Regions from separate parts of the Homo sapiens genome. Here all the other regions are linked to region 1. The links are chromatin loops, found by intact Hi-C in ENCODE. Cell type or tissue: endothelial cell of umbilical vein. All regions are shown on one strand.

The links. Peaks named below come from ENCODE experiments on the same cell type or tissue, not always from the same donor. Only the 100,000 strongest peaks of a DNase experiment are listed, where the experiment ranks them.
Region 2: a loop joins it to region 1, with 5 times the contacts of the local background. A loop is called at or near these places in 4 of 110 quality-filtered maps.
Region 3: a loop joins it to region 1, with 7 times the contacts of the local background. A loop is called at or near these places in 12 of 110 quality-filtered maps.

The regions. Positions count from the first base shown.
Region 1 is chr2:215,844,792-215,852,791 of GRCh38, reverse strand. No RefSeq gene overlaps it. Among named protein-coding and RNA genes, the nearest start is that of LINC00607, 5.3 kb to the right of the region's middle. In endothelial cell of umbilical vein, a CTCF peak has its summit at 3,984; DNase peaks (open chromatin) are centred at 2,221, 2,821, 3,911, 4,801 and 4 weaker places; H3K4me3 peaks cover 2,450 bases; H3K27ac peaks cover 7,621 bases.
Region 2 is chr2:215,712,794-215,720,793 of GRCh38, reverse strand. All of the region lies in intron 5 of LINC00607 (long intergenic non-protein coding RNA 607), which reads left to right. It overlaps LINC01614 (long intergenic non-protein coding RNA 1614), which reads right to left and starts at 2,751. Exons shown (of 2, transcript NR_132383.1): 1 at 2,532-2,751; 2 at 1-1,797. LOC102724861 (a long non-coding RNA gene) reads right to left here. Exons shown (of 8, transcript NR_187737.1): 8 at 6,408-7,554. In endothelial cell of umbilical vein, no CTCF peak of the experiment used is centred here; DNase peaks (open chromatin) are centred at 1,663 and 3,003; H3K4me3 peaks cover 271 bases; H3K27ac peaks cover 4,359 bases.
Region 3 is chr2:215,456,127-215,464,126 of GRCh38, reverse strand. LOC102724849 (a long non-coding RNA gene) reads right to left here. Exons shown (of 4, transcript NR_110607.1): 2 at 7,135-7,235; 3 at 1,732-2,177; 4 at 256-514. Among named protein-coding and RNA genes, the nearest start is that of FN1, 24 kb to the right of the region's middle. In endothelial cell of umbilical vein, no CTCF peak of the experiment used is centred here; DNase peaks (open chromatin) are centred at 1,846 and 3,196; H3K27ac peaks cover 3,074 bases.

The DNA.
Region 1 (8,000 bases):
AGAGAGACCACAAAAGCTTGGGCAGGCAAGGTAGGGAAATTAAGGAGAGAGATGGCTATAGTCTGAATGTTTGTGGCCCCTCCAAATTCATATGTTAAAAGCCCTAGCCCCCAAGGTGGTGGTATTAGGAGGTGGGGCCTTTGATAGGTGATGAGGTCATGAGGATGAGCCCTCATGAGCGGGATTAGTGCCCTTAAAAAAGAGGCCTTAGAGGGCTCCCTTGACCCTTCTGCCATGTGAGGACACAGTGAGAATGTGCTATGAACCAGGAAGCAGGCCCTCACTGGGCAGCAAATCTTCCAGCACCTTGATCTTGGGCTTCCCAGACTCTGGGACTGTGAGCAGTACATGTTTGTTGTTTATAAACTATCCAATGCATGGTATTTTGTTATAGCAGTGTGATCAGAGATCTTCTTGCTGAGAATCCACTATGCTTCCAGAATAAGCGAACTCTTTTGAGTGATCTCATTCTGAGAATGGTCCAGCCCAGGAAAGCATCAGGCTTAAGTTGCTGAGAAGCGAGGTCTCCCTTACTGTACTTTCTCTCTCCATTGGCCATTAAAGAAATGAACTGGCTGAGATTAGGTCTTTTGTTAGACTTACCTTTTGTAAGTTATTTGCAAATGTGGTATTTGTATTATTTTCCTTGTAAATTAAACCTCTTTGTATGAATGATGACTGTTTGAAAGATCAGTAGGGTTGGGTGGGGGTGAGGGGAGACAAAGGGAAAGAGGTGTGTATATAGTCTCCATTGAATATAAATAGTAATTGCAGAAACATCATAAGGTGATGCATATTCCTGTACACAGCAGCCTGAGCTCTTTGATGCTTTGGAAGGTGATATCAGAATTGCAAATGGGAATTATCTAATTACTTTGAGGAATATTCTGACTCTTCTTTATTGTCTAAAGACTGTCACTGTGTTAGGTACATACATCAAGGACAAATTACAAGCACTGTTACAGCAGTAGCCCTAGTAGGTTTGTGAGTCAAATAAAAGACCCTAATTTATTCTGAAAGGGACAGCAGGAAGGAGAAAAAAGTCTATAGATGGTTTTTCCCTCCCCCTACCCCTGGGGTCCTTTATATGCCAATTTTCTATTTAAAGGTGCCAAACAACTCATTTGGAGTTATTAAATGTGAGCTTAAGCTTGTTCTTTGCATGAATGTGTGGCACTATGAGATATAGGCCTACGAGAGAAATTAGATTGTTGCTTCTAGCGCAAACACCTGAATTTGTACCTTTACTTTTAAAAACAAAAAGTAATTACACAGTGTTATGTATTCCCATTAGCTGTTCAGTAATACCTATGGGGGGAGAGGGATTGAGAGGGAAAAGTATGATCCAAGCATTAATATTTATGAGCTTTGTAGGCACACTCTGCCCCTGGAAATAAGAAAATTAAATGAACACATTTGCAAGGTTGAAATGCTCTATGGATGTGACTATGTAATGCCAAAACAATTAGATCATAAATGAAAAATGCAGTGAATCAACATGCTGGCTAGTTTATCCAATGGCTAAAAATAACGTTGAATATTGTTTTCCCACCAAAGCGGGTTCTGAGCTGTCAATCAATCAGTCAGTTAGTATTTCATGGGCACCTACTATTGATCTGTAAGTGACTAGACACCTTCAGCTTCCTCTCCACCCAGTGGGGATTTGTAGTCACCTTCTAAAATGATCTGGAGACTTCAGTGTCTTAGGCCACCTCTCCAGGATCCTGTCTTGGTTTTTTCCTTGGCCTGTGGTGTCTCCCTCATTGCTCCACACTCTAGCTTATGTCTCTTTCCTTTTAGATAAATTCTGCAGTTTGATGGGGGTGTGAGAAGGAGGTGGAGGTGGCACAAGACAGCTCATACCTATGAATACAAGGCATTTAAAGATACTAAGTGATTGGCTGAGAGCTCAGAGTTCATCTTGGGCCTCAGATATGGTTTTGTTTAGATCACACTTATATTTTTAAAGGTCTTTTACATAGAGGATACTTTTACAAAACATAAGAGTGACTGCTTTGTTTCATCTTTGAATATCTAATTGAAACCTAGATATTTAGACTTCCGTACATTTGTATCTGATCTTTCTTTCATCAAGTCTCGATGATTTTCCTGGTTAACATGTTCTCATCTTTGCCCTTTTCTGTTGTATAAACAATGAATGATTTGGCTGTCCTGTCTCTTTCCTCTGAGAAATGTCTGGTTTTCTCACAGGAGTGGACTCCCAGCTGCTGCTGTTTTCTACTTGACCTTACGTACTGGTCCTAAGTGACTGGTCCCAAGAAGGGTAATTCAGGTTAATGCTTATGAAGATTCAAACTTGAAATGACAGACACAGAAACCAGGAGTGGTCGGAAGTGGGATCACACCTACAGAGACCCCAGGCCTGCAAGAGAAGATGCAGGGACCATTGCTGGCAAGGTCCCTGGCTCTCCTTGTTCCACTTCTCTGAGAATTGGCTTGCCCACTATTTCTTAGATTCCACAAGACATCCCAATATGCTTGCATTGATTTCTTTTTTATTTATTTATTTAAGTTAGAGTTGGTTTCTTAAGCAATACAGTAGCCATATTATTTAACAACACAAACAAAGGATCTCAAATGAAGGAGATCCCGTTTTACTAATTAAAAATACTTCTATCTTGTAGATATACAGGAGTGCTAATATTTTTCTCTTTTTGTCTGGTTTGACCGATAAATGAAAAAGAATAAATAGAACACCACCTCAGGAAGGAAATGAAAATGAAGGAGAGGGAATGCATATTTATTGAGAATAAGAAGCACAGATTACTGGAAGGGATATGGTTTTGGAGATAAGGAGACTTGGGCTAAGATTCTGACCTTTCGCTTGTAAGCTACGTGACCTTGGACAAATTCCCTCACTTCTCAGGGACTTGTTTCGTTATTTGTGAAGGGGATAAAAATACTAACCTCACTCGACTGTTTTGAAGATTCTCAAAACTCACGCAGTGGGAGAAGGTCTTGAAAATTACCAAAAACAATTTCTGCATGGTTCCAAAACTCTAATACCATCCTGTGTCACCAACTGAGGGATTCAAAAGGAAACTGGCCCCTATTACTGGGTGACTTTGTGCCAAGTACCTGACTTGCTTTTTTACATGATCGATAATTACTCATGGTCATTGCGGAATCAATTTTCTAGGTAGAGGTGGCGTGTGAGGAAGGAGCAATAACAAGTAATGCACTTTGTAAACTTAGTGAAATAAAATACAGCTGCTTAAAGTGATTCTTTGAAGAAATGATGATTTTCACAGTCAACATTTAACTCGGGAATGACCATAGGATTCAGGAGAGCCTTAGGAGACCTGAGTTCCAGCTCTGAATGTGCCACTGTGTCACTGTATGACATAACTTAACAATCCTGTCAGCTTTCTTCTTTCAAACAAAAGGATTAGAACAGATATTTAAGTTTCCATCTCCTATAGGAATAAAGATTTTCATTATTTTTAAGCAGAGATGAGTTTATTAGAGAACTGCGTTGAGATCACCAAAATGTCCCCAGTGGGAGATGGAGGGTATGGATCCTGGATGTCATTTTGGAGATTTGTGTGTTTGAGAGGAGGGACTGGGTGTCACAATGGTTGCCAGAGGCCAGTGGCCACATGTCCTGTAACACTGAGGTTTATCCTATGGAACAAAGTATTGTCCCCTGTCTGTAGGATGGTTCTCTGGGTGGCCTTAGACTGACCCAATTCTCCTTCCTTTCTTCCTTGTAGTTCTTATGAGTAACTGTAGAATGTGTTGGGAATGCAACATTCTGTGATAGGGAGGAACCAGCCAGAATAGCCTGGACTCTCTGTTCTAGTCCCCCCTGAAAACAGGATATCCTTAAATGCTTTAGTCCAGTGTGTCATGTTATCTTGGGGTATAAAACCCAGACTGGGCTGCGTGCTGAGGCCCTTCAACAAAGGGGGCACATGCAGATGAGACTCCGTCCACCCCAGGCAGCTTTCCTGAGCCCTGGAGGACAGGCTTGAAATGACTCCTAGGCTTCTGGTGACCCTTGTCACCTATCTGTGAGTAATAAACCAACTTCATGTAATTTGTGTGAGTGAATGTTTTGTCTGAGCAGACTTGGGCAAGTAGTGTAAGTGCAGCCCAAGACTCAGTGGGCTGAAGTGGTAACCAGTGCACAGTGAACCTGCTTCACGCTGTCCTGTACAACTTAAACTCCCTGAACTTTCATATAGATGAGAAGCATGTTTGCAATTATCTGAGTCTAAAGCAGAACTCTATTTAACATATGAAAGCAAACTGTTTTCTGTATAGTTTTAATATACACTGAATTTTCCAAGAGTGTAATTATTGGGTAAACTACAAATATTGTGTTTTGTTTTCTTTGGACCTTGACTATGAGAAGTGCACCATTTCAGATGCATTCCAAATGCTCATGGGATAAGGCATCAGTAGCATTCACAGTAGCATTCTAGTTTTATGACGAAAGGCAGTGTCTGACAACTGTAGATGTCTTCTAGTGCAGCTGTGATAATATATTCTAAATGACCTTCCCCGTATGTCTCCTTGATATTTCAGTTTACTCGTGATGTTTATTTATTTTAAAATTTTAGTTGGTAGATAGGGTACATTAGTCCATTTGAACTGCCATGAAGAAATATCTGAGGCTGGGTAATTTACAGAGAAAAGGGGTCTAATTGGCTCACGGTTCTGCAGGCTGTGTAAGAAGCGTGGCGTCAGCCTCTGCTTCTGGTGAGGCCTCAGGAAGCGCCTGCTCATAGCAGAAGGCAAAGGGGGAACAGATGTGTCACATGGAGAGAAAGGAAGCAAGAGAGAAGGAGCGTGAGAGAGGAAGGAAGTGTCAGTCTCTTTTAAACAAGTAGATAATGCATGAACTCATAGAATAAGAAATTATTTGTTACTGTGAGGATAGCACCAAGCTATTCATGAGGGACACACCCCCATGACTTAATCATCTCCCATTAGGCCCCACCTCCAACACTGGTGATCACATTTCAACATGAGATTGGAGAGAACACACATCCAAGCCATATCATAGGATATACTACCTATGGATTCTACTTCATGACGATAAAAGAGATATAATTGTTAAAAGGGGGCATTGGATTTGGTGGAGTTGAGATTTACTGGTCCCACATCAGTCGAAGGATACTGGCAACCCCAGATGGTCTCAAAACTGCAATGAGGAGGATGTGGAAAGTGTCTTTACAGGATCTGAGAAGAAAGTACAGGGGATTTACTCTTGGCTTAATTTAACTAAATTTAACTAAATTAAATTTATATTTAATTTAATTAACTGGTGAGAAAGAGCCCATTTCATTTCCTTTTAATTGTGCCTAATCACACCTGTACATTCATAGCATTTCTAGTCTTGGATGAATTTATTTTAAACTGTCAATGCTCAAAGTCTCAGGCCTAGGAAAAGTCAGGCAGTTAGCCCTATGTTGTTTTAGCTTTAGGCGTCACAGTTACAGGCAAGAGCTACTGAATGTTAGGCAGAGCATCCTTCCAGGAGGATGTCATCAGCCGCCACAGTGCAGCTGACCTGCTTCAAGCCTGTGCAGCCTACAAGCATCACAGGCCTCTTACCAGACTCTCCTTCAACCCTTCTTCCTTCCAGTTTATCCATACTCAGCAAGTCAAGGAGAAAATCATTTAATCTGTGTTCAAACCTACAGCCATTAGAGCAATAGCCATGAGAAGAAGGGAGATAATTCTAACGGAGAGTGGAGAGGAGCTCAGGGCTTTTGTCTTGGCACCACTGCCAGAAATGAGCGGGTGACAAAGACATTCACGACATTCACGAATAATCACTTTTGAGCCTTCCTCGAGGGTAGATTCCAACATTTTTGTTGTTTGTATTAATAGCAGAGAATTGTGCATATAAATTTGTTTGTGGTCTGCTTTTTAAAAGGTATGTGCGCCTGTAATCCCAGTTACTCAGGTGGCTGAAGCATAAGAATAGCTGGAACCCAGGAGGCAGAAGTTGCAGTGAGCCAAGACTGTGCCACTGTACTCCAGCCTCCAGCCTGGGTGACAGAGCGAGACTCTTCTCCAAAAAAAAAAAAGTTTGTGTAGAAGAAATAAACAGTGAAATCCTGGCTACCACTGATATTCTCTGATCTATTGTCTTTACATCTTCTTTTTAGAAGGCGTTTTCCAAATATTTCTAATATTTTCTTTCTTTTCCTTTCTTTCTTTCTTTCTTTCGTTTAGTAAACCCAAAAGCTAAATATTGCAACCTTAATAAAGCAAGGGTGAATCTGGCAACGGATACTAACCTTAAGAGTAACACAGTGGGCATTTCCACTTTCGGTATATCCTTTATGGTTGTTGGTATGTGTTGAGCAATTTTTAGGTAATAAAATTGTAATGAATTTTCTAAATGAGAATGTCTCTGATGACTGTTCCCTGAGAAAAATGGAAGTAATTTGGAAGAAGTGAGACTGGCTGTTACTCTCACTTTCACTCTCTCTGTCTTGCTCACTCACTTGAAATACCCCTTTGTTCCTGAAAACCTCTTATCAACTTCAAACCGTAGGCCTATGAAATGATGCTTTTGTCATGCTGTATATAACCTGCTCACCGCATTGTGAAAAAGACAGATTCTCTTTTATTTTCAACATAGAAAAAAGGATAGATAGCTGGATTTCTTCAAGGAAAGGCTGAGAGGTGGATACACCAAATTGCTCAAAAAGAAAGGTCGAGGGAGGGATGTTAAATGAATTTCCTCCCAGGAAACTCTAGAGGAGGATTACAGTAAACATGCACAATTTCAGATGAGGGACAGCTCCCTGAACTCAGGGCTAAAGGCGCCCACGGAGCCTTGGATGGAAACTTCAGGATAAGGCAATGGTTTCTGTGCCTTCTAATTTCCTGGAAGGAATCACTTTGAAGTTGTCGTTTCTGAAAGTGTCAGTTACATCCAGCTAACATGATTATTAGATACAAAACCAAAGGCCTTTCTTCACTCTATTGGAAAGAGTCATTTTTGCAGGTTTGGAAGTTGTCATTTCCACATGGACAAAAGATAGAGTGCTAGATTCTAGCTATGAGGGGAGGCGAGAGATTTGTGCTAAAGAAAAACCTCTGTAATGGCATTATTTTTTCTAGAAGGTGAGTTTTCTTTGATCAACAAATATACTGCTTCTGGGACAATGATATCTCAATTACTCCCCAGATATTTTCTGACACAGCTGCCAGAGCTGGCAGAATTTGAGGTGGGTGAACTCCCCCCATCCCTGTCCTCACTACTTACAGTAGCCCATATTGAACTTGCCTCATTCTGCTCTCTTCTGCTGTTTATGAAACCCATTTAGCGCTTAATTACACATTGCCTAGAACCACTGCCTGTATTAGGCAGAGCTCTTTCAGGCAAGAGTCAGGAACCCAAATTAACCTACTTCAGAAAAAAAGAGAATGTATTTGTTCACGTAACAAAAAGTCCAGGGGGTAGTTGATATCAGGCACATCTAGATCTTGGGACTCAATTGATGTGGCCAGGATTCATCACTTCTCCTAAGCTGCTTCTCCTCTATGGTTTGACTTAGGCAGGCTCTTGCCATGTGTTAGCAAGATGGCCCCAGAAGAAAGATCCTCTTTCATAAAAGTTCCAAAAATGGAGTTGATTAGCATTCATGGAAAGTTTAATATGTACCAAGCATGGTTTTAAGCACTTTGCCTTTATCGTCTTACCTAAACTGTCTCACCATCCTATGGCTAGAAATTATTTTCCCAATTTCCTACCCAAGAAACTGGAGCCATCAAAGAGCAGATAACTTGCCAAGTTCTTACACCTGGTAATTAGTGAAGCTAGGATTTGAACCCAGGTAGTCTTCTGCTTAACTACTATACTGTATTTGAATCTACTCATATTGGGTTGGTTTGGATTATATGCCCATCCCTGGGCCAATTACTGTGGCCATGGCTGGGATGCTCTGACTGGCCAGGCTTGGATCGCTGTTTACTCGTACACTGAACATAGGTTCAATTCTACCCAAAACAAG
Region 2 (8,000 bases), 130 kb after region 1:
GCTCCCAGCATCTCTTTCCTTTCATCCTTGACCATATTGCATCCTGGACAGGAAGAAGACATCCTCAGCCCACCACCCCTTCCCCTCCAATGTGGACTGAGTGTTGGGTCAACTGATAAGCAGTGCAGACTCTTCATTTTGCTTTGTTGGTGCCTTGGAGGCATGTGAGGGCACAGCCTCAAATTCCAGAGACCTTGCCTTCAGGATTTGAGGTGGGCAAAGATGTGAAAGAAGACCTTTAGCCACTCAGTGTTATCAAAAGCAATCACCAAAGAAGTTTTTGCATCTGGCATTGTGTTGGGACGTCCATCAGCAGTACCGTACGGTCTCTTTACTGGACAAGTATTTACACCTTGTTAACAGCAGTGTACACCCGGTGGAAAACTCCTATTCATGGCATGGCAGAATTGTAAACATTTCCTCCTTCACCAAATTTGTGGATGGAATAAAATGTAGCCTTAAACTTTATTGGCTTCTCCAGTCTTCCACCTGCAGGGCCCAAAAACTTTCAGAAGTAGGAATCCTGTGGCATCTGCTAATGGTGATTGGAAGAAAGAGTAGAGGTGACAGTATCTATGGGTGCAGTACCAGAACTATTACGAAATGCTTCCAGCTGCGATTTCAGAGGAATCCCCCCTGAACCCCTGGACGTGGTTCTCCTATTTCAGTCACACTTCTAGCTATGACTCTGCTTAGACAAGATGAAGTTGATGGATCCATTAGAAAGTTTCCACTGAACTTGTCTGGTCCAATTTCTCTTTCCTCAAGGGCATGGACACAGCTTTGGTTCTCCTTCCTGAACTTACTTGTCTGCTGCTCCCATTCTTCCCATTAGGGCATAGAAGATTACCTAGCAGGTGAAGGCACCCTACACTCTTTGGTTTTTAATAGGAGAAACCCTCCAGTCAGAGATAAATCTTACTTGGAGTCTAGGTAGCTATAAGTCTGAAGTGTCAGTACGACATTTCAGCACTTTCAGTAGGAGCTCCCAAGGGCCAAATAAATCACAGAACCAGCCTTTGAGATATTGACTTTGGCTTGAAATAGAATGTGAGGTGGTGATTCTGCTCTATTATACCAGAGGCCAAGTTTTTTCTGAAGTAGCCATAGCCAGGTGAGGGTGGCCTTCTGGAGGAGTAAGGTTTGAGAGAACTATGTTGGAAGTCATTAAGAGAAAGAGCCTATTCCCCAGCTGCTTCCTGCTCAGAAGCAAGGGCCCTGGTGGTTGGTACAAGATAAAGCTAAGCATGAAGGCTCTTCTCTTGATAATCTAGATCGCCCCAAAACAACTGAGTCTATAAAGAACCCAGATTATGTCATGTGCCAATCTGTCACACACCGGAATGTATATCTCATGATTCAATAATTTCTGTTGTGTATACAATTGTGATGTGCATGTCAATTCCCATCTTTCTTAGGTAATGTGCGATAGTTCAGTCTTCATTGTCCTTGGAGAATAAGATGCATCATGTAAGGTGGCAGTCTGCTAAGATTGCTACTTTAAGGAAGAGGTGCTGTTGCAAAAGAAACGTTGAAGTTAAAAACAACTAATGATCAATTGATTGGGCTTGGACACAGACCCTAGCACTTGAGTACCTTACACTTTTTAACTTGCACTCCAGCTTTGATCAAGCTTTTCCTGTCATTGTATAGCCAGGAAATCATAATTCTCTTGGCTTCGCTCTTGGTTGACATTTGGGAAATGGCTGCCCTTTAGAACTTGGCTCTGATCTCTTCGGTATTTGCCTGATGTCTTGAGACTCCATTCTTCTGAGCTCCTGGTGTCTTAGATTCTCCCTGAAGTTAAGAACACTATCAATCCTCCAAACCTCCAATCCTCTTATACTATGACAACTCATAATGTACTAAATTCAAATGAAAATCTTAGGCAAGTCCCTTTAGGGTCTCCTACTCTTCATATGAAACTGCATTTTTATCAGTATAACAAATATAATTTTCAAAAGTCACATAAATTCTACTAGTTTGAAAGTAAAAGGGGTACAAATGCTTTGCATCATGTTTCTAGGGTTTCTTAGGAATTTTATATGAAAAGCACTTTTTACTTCCTGGCCAGCCAAGAACTCCAACTGATTTCAGCTGCTGCTATTTGGTGTGTGAAAAAAAAAAAAAAAAAAACAATTTTCCAAAGAATTTTGTTATCGGTAATGCTATGCAACCTGGCATAACACACTTGACAATATCAAAAGAGATGCTATCATATAAATGTAACAGGGAGCAGAATGCAGTTCTGTTTCATGATTTGGCCAGAAAAAAAACAAATTACCTTGAGTGACCCAAGGCAACCTGACTTCATTAGACCCCCGGCCCTTGTACACATTACAATTCTGCCCCAGTAAGGAGATTACAAAAGAAAGGTTTTCATGGCTCTCAAAAAGGAGATCCTCTCCTTTTCAATTACATCTGATTTATGAACTGTTAAAACTATTTCCCAAAGTCTGCCTTCACAGCCTCTCACTTGTCTGATAAACACTGCACAAAAATTCTGCTGGTTTGCAAAATATGACTCTTACGTGTCTGAAGTCCCCTTTCGGATCCTGGGAGGAAGGAACATTGAAGTCTCCAAAGAGCTGCTGGTGACAAATGTCTACTGCATTTCCTGATGGCAGAGAACAAAAGTGAGACGTGAAAGAGAAAACATACACGCAGTGGAATCCTCTCTCCTTCAGCTCCTTTGGAGCGAAGTGCTGAGCTATCTGATTTTTATACCTCTACCCCCTCAGCCCTTTTCCCTCTCAGACTGTGGTCTGTTCTCCACAAATATGTCCTTTTTGGTCTCAAACCAGATGGAATTATAGAAAACAAACTGTAAGTTCCCAGGCCCACAACTTTCTCACAGCCTGGAAGGGAGTGAGTGACAGGACGTGGATTACCCTCTCCTCCCCAGCCACCTCCACCTTCTTTTCAAAAGCGAATTCTTTAAAAAATATAGAGAGAGCATAACTCAGCCGTCATTTGGCAATGGGTGAGCATGGTTATCTTTCAAAATAATAATGACGCCAAACTTTATAGAAAAAGGAAACCGTTCTCTTTGTTCCAAAAACCCTACGATGTAGATGAATATCTCTTAAGGCATAAATACAAGGACATTTTTAGAACTGGCCCACTTGCTAGTCTAGACTTATAGGAAAGCATCATAAAACTGTTATTTTTCAATAGGTCAAATTCTCTTCCAATGCAACTCTATCTGCCCCAGAACTGAAAAGAATCCCAGTTTTAGAAAGAATTTGGCAGCACTAGGCCAGTTCTTTCCTTATTCATCTGCTATAGATCTTGATCCACATCATATTAACAAGAGTTTTGAAGGTTTTTCTGTGTGCTTTATTTTTTAACAAGGGAAGCGTCTTCCACCTGAGCTCCTCAAGATGATTTCTCAGACTCTACTGAGTGTGAGGTGGTCTGAGTGTTTGGCTGGAAGGCAGGTTTGCTCCTCCTGGACCTAATGTCTTGGTCTTATGAGAGAATTTTGTGGGCCCCTTTGCCTCCTGCTCAAGGCACCAGTGAATATCATTTGCAGAATTAGGGTGTTGGCTCAAAAGAGACATAGTGTATTATCCCATAGAAAGTATGAGAGCATCTGGGAATTATGAGGGCGTTTATGAGTAACATCTCTGGTAGACACATGAGATCAGCCTTCTTCCCGCTCACCACCACCGAAGATCTGGGGGCGGATGGGCAGAGGTGAGGTGGTGTGGCATGGCAGCTGGAACACAAGTGGAAATAGTCAACTTGGCCATACTAAAACCCTATTTGCCATCTATGTGTGACGCCATTCCAGCATTTGGTGTCCAAGGACACCTAGTCCTGGCCTCGCTTGCCTTCCTATTTTTAAGGGGGAAAGACTTCATCTACTTATTTAAGCAAAATGAAAAAAAAACTTGAATATCAAGTAATTGTTGAGAAAGCAACACAGTGATAAAATTTTAAAATATACAAATCAAGACTATATGGCATCAATTTTGCTAGAATGACCCATGAACTTTAAATATCAAGGAGCAACATCTTGGACATTGGGCATTAGTTTTACTATGATATCTTTCAATTCAGAAGAGGACAAAGTTTTTACGTAGTTCCCTGCATCAGTGATGGGAGTGTTGAGTTTTCATGTTTTTTGAAAAAAGTGGAAGTTAAATTACTTCTTTTGACTGTCCAAGGTGGTGCATTTTATGGAAGAAGAAGAAGGCCCTGTGCTGGGAGCCTTACATTTTGCTATGGCCTCTATCAGTAGCTGAGAGTGGTGATATGGAACTCCCCTGCCTGTCTGGGCCTCAGTCATTCTTTCTGCAAGGAAAGACTAATGGGGTTGACATTTACTGCCTTCACTGAGGTCTCTTAAAGTGTAATGACACTCTGGGCATGGAGTGGATTTTAGTAAGAGTGATGTGATTCACCTGCCCTCTGAATTCATGTGCAAGGTGTGAGCAGAAGCAGGAGCAATGGAGTGTGTGAGTGTGTGTGTGTGTATATGTGTGTGTGTGTGTGTTTAGAGCTAAAAGTAGTGACCAAGGACAGTTGAGCTGCTACAAGTTTCATTTTTTTTTATCTTCAGTAGAAACGTCCTATTGCCAAATCTTTGAGGAGGTAGCTAAGGCTTTTTCTAAGACGCAGACAAATGTTCCTCTTAGCTATCATGATAGATTTTTGACCAGGAAAGCCACTCTCAGAGACATGTGATGATTTGCCTGGGGTGATGTGTCTCCATTAGGAGATAAGTAGTGGTACTGATGCTGAAGTGATCTGGTGGAGGAATGGCCTGAGACAGAGATTGCAAACTACATAACAACCCAACATAATGACTCTGATCAACCCACAGGGGCTGTTGATGAGCATTCTGCAGGTAAACACAGACTAGCTCCAGAGAGAAGTGTCATGATCAACTTGTAATGCCTGTCTCAGGTGTGACAGGGCAAGTGGTGCCCTTGTGCCACGGTGTTGTCAATGGCACCATGGAACATACCAGAGAAAACACAATCAGATGGATCTGGCTTCTAATTAGATCCACCTTGGCAAAGTTGTGTGACTTTGAGCAAGTGACATAACCTCTCTAAGTTCAATGTCCTTCTCAAGAAATGGGGATACCTTCCTTGTGGAATTATTGTGAGGCTGAAGCAAGATAATGCATGCTTGCTCTTATTCTTGTAATTGTGGCTAGTAAAAGGTAACTAGTGTCAAGTGAGAAAGCTTTGGATTAGAGATGTGGTTCGGGCTTGCACATTCATTTTTCATGAATGTGAGAAGACTTATTGGAGACACCAAGTCATGGAGGGCTTCAATTCAGACTCAGCATAATAGAAGGCTTGATGATCATTTTCCCCAAACAGGGTCAAAGTCGTGTAAATAGGAGGCATACACATTCTTCAGATGGTGTTAATGACATAATCTTCATTAGGAAATGACTCCCTATGGTTATGAACTGTGCATAATTGTAGGTTTGGTGAGAGAAATCCAACCCCATCCTGGGGCATTGCCCGCATTAATCTCTTTCATCTACAGAACCAGAGCTCACTCTTTTTTTTTTTTTTTTTTTTTTTTGAGACAAAGTCTAGCTCTGTCACCCAGGCTGGAGTGCAGTGGCACAATCTTGGCTCACTGCAACCTCCACCTCTTGGGTTCAAGTGATTCTCCTACCTCAGCCTTCCGAGTAGCTGAGATTACAGACACCCACCACCACGCCCTGCTAATTTTTTGGTATTTTTAGTAGAGATGGGGTTTAATCATGTTGGCCAGGCTGGTCTTGAACTCCTGACCTCAGGTGATCTGCCCGCTTCAGCTTCCCAAAGTGCTGGGATTGCACGTGTGAGCCACTGCACCTGTACCCACTCTTCTTTTGAGTCTAAATCCCATTCTTCTCTATGAGCAGACATGAAAGCTACTGGCTTTCAGCCTGAGCCTCCAGAATTTGAAATATACGGGAAAGGAACCAGCAACTGGGCATCCAGGGGAAGGGGGATAGAATCAGAAATACTAAATGAGGCAGAGCTCTAAAGGCAAAGAAGATGTGGAAAGAGTGAAAGGGGAGAGTTAGGATGTTGGGAGAGGACCATGTGGTCACTCTCGGAGGGCTGTCTTCTTGGGATATAGAGTGTTCCAGTTGCATCTCCCTATTCCTTGATGGCCTTGGAACAGTTTCCTGAAGGCTGGAAACCTCACAGGGTTCACTGCATCATCTGTTCAGGGAAGGTGGGGAAGTGCCAGTCAGAAATGGTGGTGGGGAAACCAGTTCCCTGTCCATCCGAAGGACTTTGAAAAGCACCATCATTGTGAACCACCAGGCAGCCTGGAGCCTCAATTTCTGTTTACCTACCCAGCTGCAGAGAGAGTACAAAACAGTAAGGCTGGTTTTCTGTGAGGTCAGATATAAAACATTACATAGGATAGAGAAAAAGGACTTGTTTAGTTAGGTTTCTTTAACATTATATCATCATTATTTCCAGACTAAGGTGACCTCTCTACTGGCCAAAGGGACACACTGAATTGTGGATCATCTCTCTGGAGTTCCCTTGATATACAAATGATGCTCATTGGGGACATCTGAATGTATGCTTGAGGACATCAGAATTTCCCATTATCCATTTTATTGTTACACCCATAAAGATTCTCCCCTTAGGACTGAGGGAGGGCAGGTGCTTTCTTGGTTTCCAGAAAAGGATAAAGGCTTCTCATGGACCTTATAACCAGTAATAACAGAGTTATCTATATACTCAGGAAAATGACTAGGTGATGTCAAAGTGTATGTTAACTACATAACTCCCCATGTTTGTTATTCCCAGCCTGTTTCTCTGTAGTTCTCAGTAAAATCCTGGAAAGGAATTTACAGAGGATTGGTGAGGGGTATGGATGGGACAGAAGAAAGTGGAGGAACCTGGAGACCTGGCCCAAATTAAGGCTATCTAGGATGAAGTAAAAATCATGACAGAAGGCTTATAAGATGGAAGGATGGCAAGGTCCCTGTGTCCCATGGAAAGAGAGCAAGGGGTGCCATCTTGGGCCAGAGAAGATGTCTAAGCTGAGGACCCACAGTGATCACTCAAAAGTTTGACACCCCCCTCTCATATCAGCAAAGGACACCCTTTGTAAAAAGTTCTCAGCACAGACTCACCCCAGCAATCATACACAAGGAGTAGCCAGTCTTCTAAGTTTCCACTTTCTATTCCTGTCCTAACTGACCAATCTCTTTTGTAGCTGTTGTTTGAAAGGATTTTCAGTTGCACAACTTTCTGCACATGTTGTAATTTGAACATAAACAGTGAAAATCTTTGGAATGCTTCCCTTTCAAATGTTTGTGGTTGACAAATATCTTTTCAACTAACATTTTCCCACTTAAAATGTAGTAAACTATTTAGTTTCACATTAATCCAAAGTAAGAAGTGGCTTCTCCTCCTCTTGGTTTTCCTTTCGTCCTCTTCCTCCTCTTCTTTATCCTCCTCCTTTTCTTTCTCTGCCTCTCTCCTTTGATATATGAGATGGTTGGTTGACTTATCATGGCAGTGTGACATTAAATTTTTTTTCTCTTTGCAAATCCATTTTGAGCAAATCCTATGATAGGGATGGAGAGATCACATTTAGAAAAGCTTCTTAAAACCTTAAAGCTTTCATTTAGTAAATATGACAAGCACTGTAATTTATAGATGGGATTATAACATTCTAACCTCTATTTGGGCTCTGCTTTCCCAACTCTCAGGGGTAATGAGATGATGAATAAGTTAATATTTATTCAAGGATTTGAAGCAAAGCAATGTCTTAAATGCTTATGTATTTTGACCTCAAATTGCACTCCTACAGAATTCCCTGTAAGCAAGAAAAAGGAAGGAGGCAGTGGCAGAAACGACACAAAGCAACTATTTGTGCTTCTCTCAAACCTCCAGAACTCAGTAGAGGAGTAGGGGAAGTGCTTATATTTGACAATCCTTGTTCCAGAGTGATTCTTGCTGGACTTAAGTGAAGGGGCAGCATCGATAGATCTCTCCTCAGTGACTTCTAGT
Region 3 (8,000 bases), 390 kb after region 1:
TCAAGCAATTCTCCTGCCTCAGCCTCCCAAGTAGCTGGGATTACAGGTGCCCACCACCATGCCCAGCCAATTTTTGTATTTTTAGTAGAGATGGGGTTTCACCATGTTGGTCAGGCTGGTCTTGAACTCCTGACCTCAGGTGATTCACCTGCCTCGGCCTCCCAAAGTGCTGGGATTACAGGCGTGAGGCACCAAGCCCGGCCACAATCCATAGTTTTTACAACCTTTATTCTTAATTACAATGAACATGATCCATTTTTAAAATAACACTTTATTTTTCTCCTGAAGTAAATCCATGTATATTCTTTCAACAGGTCACAAAGGCCTTCCAGGCCAGATAGCTCAACATACTCCCAGCAGGGATGCAGTATAGTAAATTCTGTTCATTTTGCTTTGTTTATTTACTCATGTAACAAATTAAATCTTGTGTGAATCAGTGTCATCTTCATTGTTACTTCTGCATTATTGCATTTGTAAGGGTTCTTTCATTGCAAGCAACAGAAACCAACCAGGGCTATGGTGGACAAAAAAAAAAAAAGGAACGTATTGAAAGAATATCAAGGTTTCTTAGAATCAAAATGACTCTGGAGAACTGGGCTTGGGGTCAGACTCTTCTCTGAGCTCCAGACCTTAGCGGCTACAAGTGGATTTCTTTTTTCTTTTCTTTTTTTTTTTTGAGATGTAGTCTCTCTCTGTGGCCCAGACTGGAGTGCAGTGGCACAATCTCAGCTCACTGCAACCTCCGCCTCCCGTATTCACGCCATTCTCCTGCCTCAGCCTCCCGAGTAGCTGGGACTACAGGCACCCGCCACCATGCCCGGCTAATTTTTTGTATTTTTAGTAGAGACGGGGTTTCACTGTTTTAGCCAGGATGGTCTCGGTCTCCTGACCTCGTGATCCGCTGCCTCAACCTCCCAAAGTGCTGCGATTACAGGCGTAAGCCACCGCGCCTGGCCCCTACAAGTGGATTTCTTAAAGGCACCTCAGAATCTCTTCCTCCCCTTCTCAGACAAACTTTTCTCCTGCTTAAACATTTTCCATGGCTCTCAATTGCCCTTAGTATAGTCAAGAACTTATGCTCAGAAAGGCCTCTCTGACTGTATTAATCTGTTCTCACACTTCTTTAAAGAACCTCCCAAGACTGGGTAATTTATAAAGAAAAGAGGTTTAATTGACTCAATTCCACATGGCTGGGAGGCCTCCGGAAACTTACAATCATGGCAGAAGGAGAAGCAGCCACGACTTATATCGCAGCAGGTGAGAGAGAGAGAGACCACATGAAGGAGGAACTGTCACACACTTATAAAACCATCAGATCCCATCCGAACTTATTCACTTTCAGGAGAACTGCATGAGGGAAACCGGCCCCATGATCCAGTCACCTCCCACCAAGTTTCTTCCTCGATACGCGGGGTTTATGGGGATTATAATTTGAGATGAGATTTGCATAAGAACACAGCCAAACCATATCACTAACCTTCAATGATCTTGAATGTGTTGCCTGCACTAACTCCTCCTTTCCCAACTCCCGCTCAGCACCCAGCCCCTTCCAATCAGACCTCTGTCTAACTCGTCAGCATCCTCTCATGCCAAGTTCTCTCGACCAGTAAGCTAGAGCTTCCTAACTGGTTTGACAAAGCCCACAGCACTTCTGTAAGCTGATCACAAAGATGCCAAACTATTGAACTGTTTGATATGGCCAGAAGCAGGGGTAGGTCCATTGATGCTTACATGCAATGAGGTGAAAACACCAGGAAGTGAGCTCCAATCCAGTCATGCTGATCTCCTTCATGCCCACAAGTGAGTCAGTCTCTCCGCTGCATTCAGGCTTCTGTCCATGATGTTCCCACTGCCCAGAATACTGTGCCCAACTCCTCACCCAGCTCATCCTTTGAGACTCAAGTTTTGCACCAATTCTTCTAGGAGACCTTCGCCACCTTCACATATTTGGTTAGCACACCATATCATTCAGACCCACAGAACTCTTTACTGCATCTTTTGAAATATCTGTGGCACTAGAAGTCATTTTCATGAATGTCTGACTCCCCCAGCTATATACCCAGCGGATCAGGGTCTCGGTCTGGTTCACTGCTACATTTCCAGCCACAAGAAGAATGCAGGCAGATAAACATTCAGTAAATTGTTGGTGCTGAGTGATTGTTGGCAATCATGATTCCCTAGATTTAGATAAGTAAAAATAATAGCAATTATTATCTTCTATGTGTAGACTCTTTTAAAATTGTTTTTGTAATTAGAATCTTTTCTTATCTGGAAATAAAGAAAGTGAAACACTGTAAACAGAAATTAACAATACACCTAAGGTGGCACATCCCATTAGTGGGAGATCAGTAATGAGAACTCAAGTTCTCTGCCTTGGCCCTCTGTTAATTAGAAGTTTGGGAAAGCTTTGGGCAGGTCTCTGACTTTCTAAGTCTGAAATCCTGTAGAGAAGCTAGAATTCTTTTTCAGAAAATACACATGACTGCCACAGTCATAGACAGACTTTTAGTTAGCATGAGGTACTGGTCTGACCCATTATAGCAGCATAATCATGCTCATATTGCTTTCTGTTGATTCACCTGAAATTTCAAGCATTAGAAGAGATCTGGTTATAAAAATTTTTTATTATCTGTCATCTATCAATTTTGTGTTTTGATTTAAAAATGCAACCAAAAAGATAACAGGAAAAGCACTGAAAATATACCATTGTTATGGTTATTCAAAGAACTTTTTTACAGTTTTGTAAAATTGCTAGCTCTCTACTTGGGTTTTTCTCTAATGATTCCACACAATTCACAGAGGCAGCTGAAAAGAAGGAAAAGGGCTTCTGGTAAGAAATATAAGAAGGCAAATGCAGCAACCGTGTGTAATTCTGATTTCTTTTCAATACGTCATGTGACATTTCTGATTATAAATTGATGGCAGACCCGCACTGGTATGAAAAATTTTCTGTTATGTCATGCAGACATGTTATTCATAACAATGTACCAGATGGAAAACGTGAGCACTTTAAATGGAAAGTGAGTTATTTGGTCTTTCTATTTTGTATAAATCTTCAAAGCATAAATTAAAAGCAGAAGAGTGCCTTGTACAGTTTCAAGATCTAAAAACCTCTACCATACTCTGCAAATTTCTCAGCAGTGTGAAGGACAGTGTGTTCAGCTAGCCAGACAGACAATCTTATCTATTCTCTATGTTGTTGTTCCACTCTGGGATGACTGGGTTAAAGAAAAATGTACCCTGAAATGAGTATTTCCAACTCTAAATATGCAACATGAACCTTGAGGCCAGACAGGGTTTATTTTAGTTTCTGCTCACAGTGCTGTGTGTGCTGCTTCATGTTGAAAGATTTCTCATTCAGAAAATATTTCAATCTTTCATGGTTTTGCAGTGACTACATAAAAGAAGACTCAATGCACAGAGAAATAATCTCTTAGATAGCCAATTGAAATGTATTTATTTTCATTTTGTATTGCCTGAATAATTTATGTGTTATGTTTTGCTACTTATAGAGATGAGGAACTTAAAAGGCAAGTTTTTAGAGCTAGGGAAGCTTTTGTTTTTCTTCCATAAACATCAAACTAGTACACAGAATGTCCTCATTAAGCAATATAATAAAATAAAAGGTGAATATTTAATACATAAGGAGAAATAGAAAAATTCACACTTACATTATTGCCATACACCTCAATGCATAAAAGAACTACAAAGCGTGAAACTGAAATGTCAGAATGACAAAACCTCTAAAACGGAAATATCTCCATTGGCCAAGAATCTATAAATTATTTCTACCCTTAAATACCAGCAAGGGAAACTATAGAGCATACGTTAAACTTGGAAAATAGGAAACAACGCTTCTGTGACAAGGACAATGTGGCATATCAAGTGCTTACACTACCCTGCCACTTCCTACTCCAATCCATCCCATATGGAACTGCCGGAAGAGCCTTCTGCAGTTCTGAACATGTTGCTCCCTGGGTTGAAAATATTCAAAGGCTTCTTCTTATCTACAGAATACTTAGAAACCCTCTAAGTCTTTAGTTTGGGGCTTGAAATATGTTGAAATATTTATAAAGCTATATTATGACAAAGATTTGCTTCAAAATAATCTGGGAGACAGAAGAGAAGGAGGGAGGAAGTAGAGTCATAGAAGGAATATAACTGATCATGAGTTGATCATTGTAGAAAATGGGTGGTAACCACATGGCTTTCATTATTCAACTTTCCCTACTTTTATGTGTTTATAAAGTTAAAAACAAAGCAACAACCCTTCACCTTAACATTCAAAACCTTCTATAATTTGGACCTAATAATTTACCTTTCAAGTTTACAGTCAACCCATTAAGCAACTAAAGTCACATCCAAATTCATTTTCAAAATTTTGTCCCTGAGTATATCTTTTCTTGACTCAGCGCCTTTGTTCCAGCCATTTTTCCTTCCTGGGATGTACGTGTCTCCCTGCTTTGATTATTGGTCCATATTTTCTGAGCCTGAGTTTCCTCCTCTTTAAAATAATGGGTATGGACCGGGTGCAGTGGCTCGTGCCTGTAATCCCAGCACTTTGGGAAGCCAAGGTAGGTGGATCGCCAGAGGTCAGGAGTTAAGACCAGCCTGACCAACACAGTGAAAACCCATCTCTACTAAAAATACAAAAATCAGTCAGGCGTGGTGGCACATGCCTGTAATCCCAGCTACTCGGGAGGCTGAGGCAGGAGAATCCCTTGAACCCAGGAGGCAGAGGTTGCAGTGAACCGAGATAGCACCACTGCACTCCCACCTGGGCAACAGAGCAAGACTCAGTCTCAAAAAAAATAAAAATAAAAATAAAATGACAGATATGGACTAGAAAATTCCCAAGGTCTCTTCCAGCTTGAAATTACTGAATAGGCTTGACACTCACTTCTAAAGGCAAAGATCTACTTAGGAATAAAATCTGTGGAACAGAGGACTCAACTAGCTACAGTCTGAGCTGGAACTGATGTCACCTGTAATATCAAGTTCTTTGGGGGATTTCAATAAAATTAGAATCCCCCCCCCAACCTTTTAAAAAAATGTTTCACTATTATTGACTTCTTTGAAACTTTTCATCTCATATGAAAGCTGGCCTAAATAATCTGTAAGGTCCACTTAGCAATACATTCCTGTTTCTGGGGAGACAGGATGCCTTAGGGAGAGAGGTACTTTGAGACTGAGACTAGGTCATTAAGGACTGGTTGTAGGAATTTGGCAAAAGAGTGTGAGATTGTGAAGCGTGGAAATGAAAAATGGGTTCTCCGTGTACCATCTGAGCACTAGTTCTCTTATGTCAAATGACTTAGAGTGAACATTTTTGTTGCTTAGATTTTCATTATTAATTGTTAACTAAAATCACTTGAGTGATTAAAAACTCTTGGCAGCCACTGAATGTAACAAAAAAGCAAAAATTTGTTAATAGATTATTCAAATCTACTTAAATTGTTTTAAGTGATTATTCAAAATAAATATTCTTATTGTCTGATTATAAAAGTCACACACATTTGAACCAAATGGCTTTGGTTATGTATCTCTGTTCCTCTTCCATGATCACTATCCCCCCTCACCCACCCACCAGAGTACAACAGGTATGTTTGTGCTCTGTGAGCCTGTCTGATTGGATCAGAGGGTAGAGATTCTCTCTATCAGGGTTCTATAGCTGGGATTCAAATTAATTAATCAATCTGAATGTTTACAGTGGGAACGTTACATCGGAGGCTCTGTGAGCCGACTGTTAGAACTCTTGGTTGACAATGACAGAAATGCAAACTCAAATGTGCTTAAACAAAATATAATAACTTATTGGCTCAATAACTTAGAAGTCCAGAAGCATGATATGTACAATGCAGCACCGTATAGATGCTCAAATGACATCTTCAGAGCTGAGCCCTTCCATCTCAGAGCTCACTTTTCTTTGGGGTGCCTTCATTCTCAGGAAGGCTGTTCCCACACAGAGGCAGAGTAATCACCAGTAGCATCACACCTACATTCTACCACTTTAGCAATTCCAAACGGAAGTGTGATTATTAATTAATTCTTTAAAAATTCTCAGGAAGGGTTTCCATTGGCCTAGTTTGGACTGCAAGCCCAGCCATGAACAAATAGTAAAGGCTGTTGGTAATCAGGTACTGCAGTGCTCTGATTACTGGGACCTGAATCAAAATCCCACCCTGAGATCAGCAGGACCTGAAAAGCATGCACTGAAAGTGGAGAATGAATGGGTCTTTAGAGGAAAATCGGGGGGTTTTCTCTTATCACAGGGTCACATATTAGAAAAAGAGGTGATAATATTAGGTTGGTATGAAAGTGATCGCAATTTTTGCCTTTATATTCAATGTAACATATTCAATGGCAAAACCGTGATTACTTTCACATCAACCTAATACTTAGTTAATTGACTATTAATTCACCGATCGGCTGAGGAACTATCTAGGGCCAGCTTTGGAAGAGCCCCTTCTTGGAGAGAAGATATATAAACAGAAATTTGCTAGCAGAATGGACTGACTGAGTGGCTGCAGACTTGGGCTTTTTATGATCTAAGTGGCTGTGGTGCTTTCCCATTCAACCGATTGACTACTGAGCCTTATTCATTGGTCATTGTTTATCTTTGCTTGGATTATGCTGGGAGAGAATGACCAAGGCATTTGGACCAATCCAAGGAAAAGCATATTTAGGGTTCCTACCTGGTCCACTGTATATGTAAACATGGCTTACCAAATTCCTGGCCAGGCGCGGTGGTTCATGACTGTAATTTCAGCACTTTGGGAAGCCGAGGCGGAAAGATCACTTGAGGTCAGAAGTTCAAGACCAGTCTGGCCAACATGGCAAAACACTGTCTCTACTAAAAATACAAAAATTAGCCACGTGAGGTAGCAGGCACCTGTAATCCCAGCTACTGGGAGGCTGAAGTAGTAGAACCACTTAAACCTGGAAGGCAGAGGTTGCAGTGAGCCCAGATCATGCCACTGCACTCCAGCCTGGGCGACAGAGCGAGACTCTATTAAAAAAAAAAAAAAAATCCTGGAGTAAGTCTGAGGTATCAGGAATAAGCCTATTTATCAAATATAGCATAGTAACCTGTTGATCCAGTGTGCCTTGTCAGTTAATTTTCTCATTACTTACCTTTGAAGAAAATAAACTATACAGATTTGGTGTTTGCCAACAGGCAGAATATGTGGTTCCATTCACTGTCCAAATAAGCAGATGTAATCAGTTTCTCATTTCTACAAAATACAAACCTTTTATTGGTAAATTTGTTATAATTTAGAATGAATACATTGCCCCTCTTCATGCTTACAAAAATTCAGTTAACCTTAATCCAACTCAAGCCTCACCTCCTTTATAAATCCTTCCTTGATCACTCTGTCTACAACAATTTTCTTTCACTTCTTTCTTTTCTCTCACTTTTTCTTTCTCATTTTCTTTTTCTACAATAATAATACTAAATGTTACTCATTGAGCAACTATTATGTGCCAGGCACTCTGCTAAATATTTGTTAAGAATGATCCCTTTAAAATCCAACCAACAAGGCAGGTTATTAAAGATGATGCTTGTTTTGCAGAAGCACGGAGAAGCTAAAAAGCTTTGTCCAGTGTCACCTAATTTAGTGATAGAGCATGACTTTGAACCCAGATAGTCTGATTCTCAAGCCCATGCCCTTAGCCACTTTACTACACAACCTCTCACTGCACTTTTGATTATGTTATGTTATGTGGCAAAAGCGATTTTGCAGATGTAATTAAGGTTATTAATTAGTTATTTTTGTGTTAATTAAAAGCAGATTATCTGGTGGGCCTAATCTAATCACATGAACCTTTTAAAAGCAAAGAGCTTTCTCAGACTGGTGACAGAGGAAATGTCAGAGAGATTCAAAGCACAAGGCCACTGCTACCTGAAGATGGAGGGGAACACGTGCAAGGACTGGAGAGCTGCTTCTAGTTTCTGAAAACAACCGCTGGCAACAACCACCAGGAACTGAATTCTGCCA